2 separate regions of the Homo sapiens genome follow, and region 1 is linked to region 2. A link is an interaction called in ENCODE POLR2A ChIA-PET data of the cell type or tissue named here. Cell type or tissue: MCF 10A. All regions are shown on one strand. Links, peaks and the distances in the headings refer to the core of each region. The heading gives the core; the rest is flanking DNA.

Region 1 (5,365 bases), core at 1-5,000, 140 kb after region 2:
CCAACAGGGTTTGAAAGTAGAGTAAGCATAAATTAGGTACTGGAAAGTTTCTTATTTCCTGTAGTGTCAGGTGTTCATAGTCAAAAAGAGAAGAAAAGAAGAAGCAGTGTCACATGGCAAGTCTCCCAACAAACACCAAACGTATGTATTTGCACACAATTAGTCCCTTTCGCTAACTGCCCAAAGCGAGTAGCACAACAGGAATTGTTCTAGACACATCCACAAGGACACAACCCAGGACTTGGGATATTTCTATTTCTACTACAAAGCCCCAGAGCCTCCTGAGCCTCACCTCAGGGTGAGACAGACAGTTTCCTGAGCACCCATGGAAAGCACAAAATGCCAGGTGGAATAGAGCTGATCCTCAGTGACCCAGAACATACCCAAAGACATAAAGGAGCCAAAACCCCCTTTTCCACTGTGACTTCCCCAATAGAAAGTGAGGAGGCTAGAAGCCAAAGCTCAACTCTGGTACGCTGCTCTGTGCCCTTGAGCAAGTCACTAGCACTCTCTGGGTCTCTGGTTCCTCATAAAGGTAGAGCCTGGATTGGAAAGTCCCATTCTTTCTTCTGCCTCAGTGTACACGTAAATGTCCCATTCCTTTCTTTCCTACCCAATACAAACCTATCAGAAACTAAGTCAGTGACATGGACACCATTAGAGGAATACATTTGATTTTAATATATATTAAAATCAATTTATATGTTTATCACAATATATTGATATATTTATCACAATATATCACAGTATATCACAATATATTAATATTGTAATTAATACATTTATTAATACATTAATATATTAATACATGCAGCAAAAATCTACCATGTTAGCCATTTTAATGTGTATAATTTGGTGGCATTGAGTTCATTCACAATATTGTACAACCACCGCAACTATTTTGTTCCAGAACATCCCTCAAGGAAACCCTGTATCCATGAAGCAGTCACTCCCCATTCCCCTCTCCTCCATCCCTGGCAACTACTAATCTGCTTTCTGTCTCTGTGAATTTGCCTATGGGGATACTGCATGGGAATGGAATCATGTGATATGTGGCTTTTGATGTCTGAATTCTTCAACTCAGCACAATGTTTTCAAGATTCACCCATGTTGTGGCACATACTTCATTCCTTTTTTTTTTTTTTTTTTTTAGATGGAGTTTCGCTCTTGTTGCCCAGGCTGGAGTGCAAGGGTGCGATCTCGGCTCACTGCAACCTCTGCCTCCTGGGTTCAAGCAATTCTCCTGCCTCAGCCTCCCAAGTAGCTGGGATTACAGGCATGTGGCACCATGCCCGGCTAATTTTGTATTTTTAGTAGAGATGGGGTTTCACCATGTTGGTCAGGATGGTCTTGAACTCCTGACCTCAAATGACCCACCCACCTTGGTCTCCCAAAGTGCTGGGATTACAGGCGCAAGCCACTGCGCCCGGCCACGTACTTCATTTCTTGGCTCAAAAAATATTCCATTGTAGAGTGGAATATGCTTTTGAATTAATTGCTAAGTAAATCATTCACAGACTGTAGTACTATTATTAGCAACAATTAAATAAGATAATCTATGTAAGGTATGGGGCACGTGGTGTGCAATCAGTTAGCATTCACTTTTCATCATCAACAAAAATTCCTCATAGCACACCTCGCTGGTGGTGGTGTCATCACACCTTACTTGGGAATCAATAGGCTGGAGGTGTCATCCAGATCCCATCTTCTGAGTACATGAATCAAAACATTTCTGCACAAGTATTACATATTCCCCCAGTTCTCCAATGTATGCGGACCTCTGGCGAGTAAACCTTCCTTATGCAGTAACCATTATAAGCTAGCAAAACACTGGAACCCTTCTTCAAGTAATCTTGCCACATGAAATTTACCAAAACAGAAAATCCTTGGGGAGGTGGTGTAATTCTCCATTTTTCAAAATGACTTACAACAGGATTCCTTTAAATGGTTTTCCCAGTAGTCTTAAAACACAATTCAATTTGCATAATCAACATTTCAACAACACACCTTCTCTATAAAATACTATGCAGCTGTCTGAGCTGGGCTCCAACTTTGGAGGACAGTGATGCTTACAAGACATGAGGAATTGATGTCTGCTTTTCCCCATAATCAGCATGCTGAATCCAGAGACAGAAGTCCTTAGTCCTTATCCCACTTTCCAGCCCTGTGACTGTGAACAAGAGCGGCTACTTCTTCTCATGTCAGTGTATTCCCAGGAATGCAGAAGTCACAGCCACTTTCTCTAAGGCTGACACATGAATCAACAGGGCGGCAACCACAGAAAGGAGAATTATCATGGGTACTCACAGAGTTGATCCTCGCTCAGGACATACGCTCTGTCCACAGTTTGGGGCAAAAGTCCACATTTGTGAAGCATTTCAGAACACTGTCCCATCTCCATGGGCTGCCTGACCCTCCTCCACACTGGCCCCCTCAGGAACGGAGTCCACCCTCCCATCCATGTATGCCCTCCCACCGTCCCCAAATCCCCCAGCTGAGCAACAGTGGGCCCTCAGACCCCCGCTGGGGATGCGTAGGACCCTCCATGCCCACTTCCACCTGCCTTCCGGGGGCTGTGGAGGCCTCCACAACCAAAGCAAGCCTCCCCAAGTGTCCTGTGGACAGTTCTCTCCCAACTCCCGAAGCTTGTTTTCTTTAATTAGCTCACTGTGGCAGGAGAAAAACGCGGCCCCACCCTCGAAATAAGCAGATCTGGGCCTCAAATGTACTCTGTGGTTTGCCTCTGTGCTGCCAAGCTGTTCGCCAGGGAGTGACAGGCTACCGGGGCTGAGGAGGCAGGGGCAGTAAGAAACCCCTGCTATGTTGAGATAGGCCTTTTTCTTCCTAACATCTGACATTCATTTCTCAACCACAAGCTGGGCTGCACCCTTTCCTGAGTCCCTGAAACCTGCGATTGTGGTTCCAATTAGGGGACGATTCCAAATCCTGCTGGCTTGCTTGCTTGCTTGCTCGCTCGCTCTCTCCCTCCCTCCCTCCCTCCCTCCCTCCTTCCTTCTTTTTTAATCTGTCTTGGGTGGTGGGGTGGGGGGGCAGTTTAGGCACAAAGCCCAATCCTCTCATCTCACAGATGATGAACTGAGGCCCAAACAAAGTAACTGCTTCTTGGAGTCTCTCAGGACAGTAGTGAGCAGCACTTAAAGAAACACTGAAGACTCACCGTGTTAGCTCTTCCTAACACCAGTACTTAAGTTTATAAACGATTTCTCCATATGTCATCTCAGCTGGGTCTCATCCTCTAAGGCAGGCACACCCACGAATGCTCCATTTGACAGATGCGTAAACCAAGGCTTAGTAGGGAATGGACAGTCAAAGGTCATGTGACTAAGAGTGACAGTGTGAGAGGACCAGGATCCTTGAAGACCTTCAAACACTACAATTTTTCTTTCATTCCAGTAACTTCTAGAGCACAGCCTGAAGAACTACTTAGAAGTCTGAGGCAGAGGCTCCCTAGAATCGTACTCACAGAATCTTGGAAGTTAGACCTTGAAGGCCAGGATTCCTAGAGGATACTACTTTTGGTCCTAGCACCCACAGGAATTGTTTCTTCCTCCTCCCCTCATTCTTCACCATCATGACCATTGCTAGCATTGATTCAGTCCCATGGACCAGACACAATGATTACTCCTCCCCCTGCTCTCATTTCACGCTCATGACCATGCTATAAGATAATTACCATTATACCCATTTTATAGATGGGTAAACCAAGGCTCCAGGAGGCTTGAACAACCTGCCCAACATCAAACAACTAGTTAAGAGATGGAGATAAGGCCGGGCGCAGTGGCTCACACCTGTAATCCCGGCACTTTGGGAGGCTGAGGCAGGCAGATAGCCTGAGCTCACAAGTTTGAGACTAGCCTGGGGCAACATAGTGAAACTCTGTTTCTACAAAAAACAACAACAAAAAACAACAACAAAAAAAACATGAAAATTAGCCCAGCATAGAGATGTGTGCCTGTAGTCCCAAGCTACTCAGGAGGCTGAGGTGGGAAGATCGCTTGAGCTGGGAGGTCAAGGCTGCAGTGTGCCAATATCATACCACTGCCTTCCAGCCTGAGTGGTGGAGGAAGAACCTGTCCCCTACAAAAACAAAAAACAAACAAACAAAAAAAACCACAAAAAAAGGACAGAGAGATGGAGATAAGATTTGACCCAAGAATTCAGCCTCCAAGTACCCACATTTTTAACAACTACACTGCAACCAAAAGACTGAGGACTGCCTGATGAAGAAATGACTCACCCAAGGAGACCATGCCTGAGTTAAGAGTCAAACTAGGGCCTCTCTCTCAGCTTACTGCTGGATCACCTCTATACTAGGCTGCCCAAAAATTCACAAAAGTAAATGCTCAGGAGACCCCCAAAGCACCTTCAACAAGAGTATGTTTGTAGCCTCTGAAATTCCTCAACTTTTTATCTCTATCAACAGAGCCACCACCACCTGGAAGCTTGGAATCTTCAGAGCAAGCACACATGCTCACTTGCCTATATGATGCTTCTTAGCTCCGCAACCCAGGAGACAATGTGAGCAGACCAGGGATCTAGAGGCTGCACGTGCAAGACCAGCCTGAGACCTCCAGCCCCAGGATGCCAGTCAGGGTTGGCTGCATAATTTGTGGGGCCCAGTGCAAAATGAAAATATGGAACCCTTTGTGCAAAAGGCAAAAAAAAAAAAAGTATCAATCATGGTACTAAAATAGAAAGCTTTTTCTCTTTCCTCCACAGTCTCTCTCTTGATGTGTCATGGTATTTTTAATTTGCTATTTAATATTATTCTAAGTAAAGCAACATTAAAATTTTAAATTACATGAATTAGCATGAATTTTACCACTCCTATTTATATTGTGTGATGCCAGTTTTAACTGCAAATATAAAAAGCCTTTAACTAGTATGTGGAATCACCAACATTACATGAATTGTATTTTAGGACTTGGATGTGCATTTTGTGATGTACCAGAACCAGAGAAACATCCATAAAGCTAACTCAATCGTTTTTACTTCACTTCTCGCTATGTGTCCATTCTACCTCACTCTTTATGCTGCCTGAGGAGTAAGGAAGATCTGAAAGGAAAAGGCAATATGGGTGCCCTATCTTTCCTTTCCCTTCTTCCGTCATCATTTTCAATATAAGTGGTTGGTGTCAGGGAAGTGACGTGAGTAATAAAGGATATGATGGGGTTCTTTGGTCGTTGATGTTTCTTAGAATGTCATCGCCTTCTTTCTACAACCAAGACAAGTTCCAGTTAGATGGAAAGCATCAGGACTGTCAGGGCCCCTGCTACTCAGTCGCAGATGTGACATCTCACACTCACTTTGACTCTCACTCAACTCCCCCACATTGTAGGTCCGG
Region 2 (5,317 bases), core at 1-5,000:
GGACTAACCTTTTCACAACTACTGCAAAATATTTGACAGAGCAGCACCCACCTTGTATGACATTCTCATGAAGTTGTGGGTAAGAAATTGTAATTGCTTGCAACAGTATGAATCCGATATGATTTTTTTTTTTTTTTTTTTTTTTTTTTTTTTTTTTTTGAGACGGAGTCTCGCTCTGTCGCCCAGGCCGGACTGCGGACTGCAGTGGCGCAATCTCGGCTCACTGCAAGCTCCACTTCCCGGGTTCACGCCATTCTCCTGCCTCAGCCTCCCGAGTAGCTGGGACTACAGGCGCCCGCCACCGCGCCCGGCTAATTTTTTGTATTTTTAGTAGAGACGGGGTTTCACCTTGTTAGCCAGGATGGTCTCGATCTCCTGACCTCATGATCCACCCGCCTCGGCCTCCCAAAGTGCTGGGATTACAGGCGTGAGCCACCGCGCCCGGCCCCGATATGATTTTTAAAAGTCTGTCTTTTCGCTTGCTGGTTAATGAAAACTCTAGGTTTTGAATTTTTCCTAAGTCATATTTTGCTCAGTTCTTTTCTTTCATAATAGCTACTTTTCCTTTCAGCTGACGTCAGACTCTGCTGCCTCCTATAATTTTCCTAATTGCCTTCTCTTCTGTCTCAGCATATGCCTTAGCAGTGGAAAAGAAAAATTTCAACTTTATTTTAGGGGGTGGTCTGGGGTGGAAGGGCAAGGCTAGAGCAGCTTAAAGGAGATGGTTATTTCCTGATTGTAATGTATCTTACTAACTCCTCAGTGCATCTGTAACCTACCTCTAGTCAGGAGTGCTGTCACAAATGTGAAAAAAAGTGAGATGGGAAGAAGGAAATGAATATTTACTGTGCCCAGTGCCTGCACTTTCTTAGACATAGTTTCATTGAATTCATTTAAGCCTTTTGAGGAGTGTTCTCATCCCCATTTGCAGGTAAGGAAATGAGACACCGAGAGGTTAATCTGCCCAAGGCTTTGCAGAGAGCCAGCATGCAAATGCAGGCCTGTCCGACCCCAGGTCTGTGCTGTCTATTTTCCATGCTCTTCTCCCTTCTCGTTAGTACTGGCTTCACAAAGGGAAGAAAGAAGAATGTTGGGTCTCCAGAAGAGTGGATCCCATGAAAGACACTCATATCTGGGGTGAGAGGTTATGATGCTTGGCTGTCAAGGCAGTTTCAGTTTATGAGAAAGAATAAAACCAACTTTGCATTCTGAGAAGAGTGCTGGTTTCCGGAAGGATCATCTTGATTTGAGGTGGCAGCTGTCACTTCCCTCAGGGCATAGAAAATATGATTTAACCACTGGACAACTTTGCTTCACAAAGAATGTCATGATTGGTTAAGTGCACTACTACTGATATTAAAAGTGTACTTAATTACCCTACTACTGAAGGAGACACAAAAAATCCATAACAGTATCAACATGCCTAGTTTAGAATGCATTTGTCTTTTTTGGCTGAGGTGGATAGGTGAGGACATAAGGTAAGGGTTGTGTGTGTGCATGTTTATATATAGATAAAATGTGTGTGTGTGTGTGTGTGTGTGTGTGTGTAGGAGAACAGATATTTGTGGTGTTTGGGGAATTCACCTTGAACTTCATGTTGCCTTCTAATTCATGCTAAAGAGAGTATCACCTGTTATTGATTCTGAACCATAGAAAGCCAGCTGCCTCTTTTCTTTCATTTGATTGGTTACCACATTTGTACTTTCTCTGAGGGAAGGATCATTATTAGGATATGCAGGGAACAGTAGAAAGCTGATTAAAAAGAGGAAGATGTTGGATTACTGAACTGAAATGTTGCCTTGGCACATGGCTTCCTTCAAAGCTCTTGAATCTTATTTCCTGTAACTTACCATATGAGATTATAGGGAAAAGAAGTTGACCAAGGATGTGAGAAAGTAAATGGGAGTTACTGGAGAATTGATGGCTTTGTAAAAAGTTTCTCAAATCGGGATAGAGGTTTATACTTGCACTTAATACTGAAGGAAAGGTTTATGTTTGCTACTAGAACTGGGTTGGCATCTAACTTCCTTTGTAAAAGCACTACAAATTAACTATTGTAAGCTGTGAAATGGAGTTTGTAGTAACAGACCTGGCAAGTAAACACCTAGTGTTTGTCTCTTAAAAAATGATGTATTACAGCTCCACCAGGTGGCTGCCAACAGTGTGAATGAGACAGGCTGGCATCGACCAGGAGGAGGGGAAAGCTGCTCTTGATTTTCTTTGTGCATATCGGAGTCTACAACATAATAATTTAGTGAAGGACAAAGAAGGGAGCCCACTGCAGGTTTTTCTAGGAAGTCTGGCAAAAAACAAAAAAACAACAACAAAAAAACCTCAAGATCACTGTGACTCATCTTTGACATATAAATACCTGAATGTCATAGACAGTTTTCTGATGGGTTAATTGTGCTGCAGATCCGTATATAATTGTGCCCCTATTCTGGCTATTATTTTTGGTGTTCCTAAAAGGGCAGAGGATCCTTTAGGTCTATAGACTAGTTTTGGCTTGTGATTATTAGAGACTCAAGTGTGATCCAGCTCAGGTGCTAAGTATTGTAACATCACGGTGTAGTAGGAAAGAATGTTGGCGAATTGAATCCAGTTTTAGGCTCTGCTCCTATTAGGCAAGTGGCTTCTTTTTTCCTGGGCCTCAGTTTCCTCATCTGTAAAATGAGTGAATTATATTAGCTGCTCTCCAGAAACCTTTAGCCATGTGCACAGTTTGAATAATTTCATTTTAATTTGGAAAAGAATAAACTTGTTAAGCATTTGAAAATCAAATAGAAAACATGAGGGAAGAAAGCTATATTTAGTGTAGACATTTACATTTTTTAAATTAAACTCTACATTATGATATTGGTAATAAGAATTAGAATGAGACAGTCTTTACTATTCTCTCCCTAGCTCTAATATGGCACAGATGTGATAATAAAGTCCATATGCAGCCTTGAAGAAAGTGTTTGATTAGACATAAAATGTTAAAAAAAAATCTGATAAGTAAATTGAGCTATCAACTTGTTTTAGGCAGCACAGAGAATAAAACAAAAACCAAAGCCCACTAGCTACTGAAACACTGAAATGTGAAATTCATTTTCCCAACTTATTGGTTCCATTCCTGTCTAGGTTTGGAGAAAAGAGAAAGAAACAGCTTCTTTCTCCATGTTAAGTAAATGTCTTAATCATTTGAAAATGAAAGTATAAAATTGAAATTGTAAGCACTCTGAGTAACAAACATTGTTTTGTTCTTTTGTGTTCTAAACATTAATAAAATTAGCCATCATTAATGGATCTAAATATTTTAAATTGCAGTTAGTAATTTTAAATTGCAGTTAGTAATGCCATTTTAAGTGATTTTATATTTCTCATGTCGAGGAGCAAAGAAAGCATAACCCCAATTTTTTGATATCAGTTTTTAACAATACAACCAATTTAGGAAATATCAAGAACTGATTATAGCAATGACAGGAATATTAGTCCCCCTGCCTTTGTACTTTGCCCCTTAGCAACAAGTGAATTCATTACTGTATTTTCTTATTTGTGCTTCTCTCCTTTAAAAAATACTCAGTTTGCTATTTTTAAAAATTACCCAAGAATGGGTGGGCATGGTGGCTCATGCCTGTAATCCCAGCACTTTGGAAGGCCGAGGCGGGCGGATCACGAGGTCAGGAGATCGAGACCATCCTGGCTAACATGGTGAAACCCTGTCTGTACTAAAAATACAGAACATTAGCTGGGCATGGTGGCGGGTGCCTGTAGTCCCAGCTACTGGGGAGGCTGAGGCAGGAGAATGGTGTGAACCCGGGAGGTGGAGGTTGCAGTCAGCCGAGATCACGCCACTGCACTCCAGCCTGCGCAACAGAGCGAGACTCCGTCTCAAAAAAAAAAAAAAATTAAGACTGATTTTATGTGGTGGCTCCTTTCACCATTAAAAAGTTAGTTTATACATTTTTTTGCTTTGCTCCTTGTTTTAGTTTCTTTCTTTTATATGTGTATTTATCAGCATATTGTGGTATGTGTGTTAGCTGTGCCAGTATTCAGCTCTTAGAAACACAGCCACGTGTTACTATGCCACCTTCTTGAAGTTTGGAGTGTAACAGTGTAGACTTTGATCTAGTTTTTGTTTTTCTGTGAGACATTTACATGAAAACAACATCTTTGATTTTAATAACTTACCTGTTTCTCCTGTTTATTTCCCCTGAAATTGTCTTAATGCTCCATAAGGGACATAGCAGCTGGTTGCGATGGAATTGACTGACACTAAGTAAAAGATTATGACTTCGGGTAGAAATTAAGTAGAAAGAACTGCTGATTTCTTAAAGAGATGGGATGCACTCAGATTGTCAAATATTGACATAGACCTTCTGTTAATTTAAGAGTAACAATTCTGGTTTTGGTGAAAAAATTTTAAAAGTTAATTTCATGATATGCTTTATATCAAAAATAAAACCTTAAATTTATTTTAAATTTAATTTTTTTGCTAAAAAAAGGGCCGACCTTTTATTCTTCAGAAGATTCGTTCCTCTTAACTGCATGATGAAACTTTACTAATAAAAAGAATTCATGCATGTATATATTCATACACACACACTTTATACATAATGCCTAGCAGTCTTTTGGACTAAATAATTTCCCCATAACTTTATGTTGAGCAAAAATGATGGCAACTTTTCAAATATATAATGTTAGCTCTGGGAGTTAAAATTTAATTTCTAGTTTTCAGTGTCTTGCTAATTATGAGTTTGAGGCACATTTCATTAATACGTGTTCATCTTAGTATGCATTGACGAGGAGTTTGTGACTGTTTTTCATTATATTCTTCTGATAAGTCAATTAATGGCATGTCATTTTACTTCTATAAGCTGATTTTCCACATTTGTATAAAGTGGAGGTTATGGGTATGGGTGTGAGAGACGGGAGTTTAGGTTGGAACAACTTCTAACTTCTCTTCCAGTTGTAAATACTGTATAACATAATGGAAGCAAAATGCTTCCATGGCTCCATAACCATGTCTATATTCATTTGTTCACCATTGACTTGTCTCTTACTGTGGGGATTTCCTGTTATATACATGCTGCACATAGATTTCCAAAAGATTCAGTTATAATCTAAAACATTTATAGTAATTTGCTTGGCTATTACACATTTAAAATTTATCGGAAGTGTCTTGATCAAACAAGAATTTAGGTTGGCTTTCAAAGAATGTGAACAAGGCTGAATATAAATAGGATTGGGGTCATTTATCAGTATCCATTCTTTTATTTCATTAGCTGAATTAATGTCTAAGCATTCAGTCCAAGAAATATATGTAGCTCTTCTA

Evidence for each region. ChIA-PET counts read pairs that join two places held together with the same protein. Peaks named below come from ENCODE experiments on the same cell type or tissue, not always from the same donor. Only the 100,000 strongest peaks of a DNase experiment are listed, where the experiment ranks them.
Region 1: POLR2A ChIA-PET joins it to region 2 with 6 read pairs; 3 of 35 experiments call an interaction of 5 or more read pairs at or near these places.

What each region holds. Positions count from the first base shown.
Region 1 is chr15:67,095,967-67,101,331 of GRCh38, reverse strand. The region is part of intron 1 of SMAD3 (SMAD family member 3); the gene reads right to left. Among named protein-coding and RNA genes, the nearest start is that of SMAD3, 33 kb to the right of the region's middle. RefSeq lists enhancers at 217-366, 2,598-3,099, 4,313-4,362. In MCF 10A, for the core only: no CTCF peak of the experiment used is centred there; a DNase peak (open chromatin) is centred at 2,801.
Region 2 is chr15:67,237,272-67,242,588 of GRCh38, reverse strand. The region is part of intron 1 of AAGAB (alpha and gamma adaptin binding protein); the gene reads left to right. Among named protein-coding and RNA genes, the nearest start is that of AAGAB, 15 kb to the left of the region's middle. RefSeq lists an enhancer at 1,620-1,709. In MCF 10A, for the core only: a CTCF peak has its summit at 2,166; a DNase peak (open chromatin) is centred at 2,158.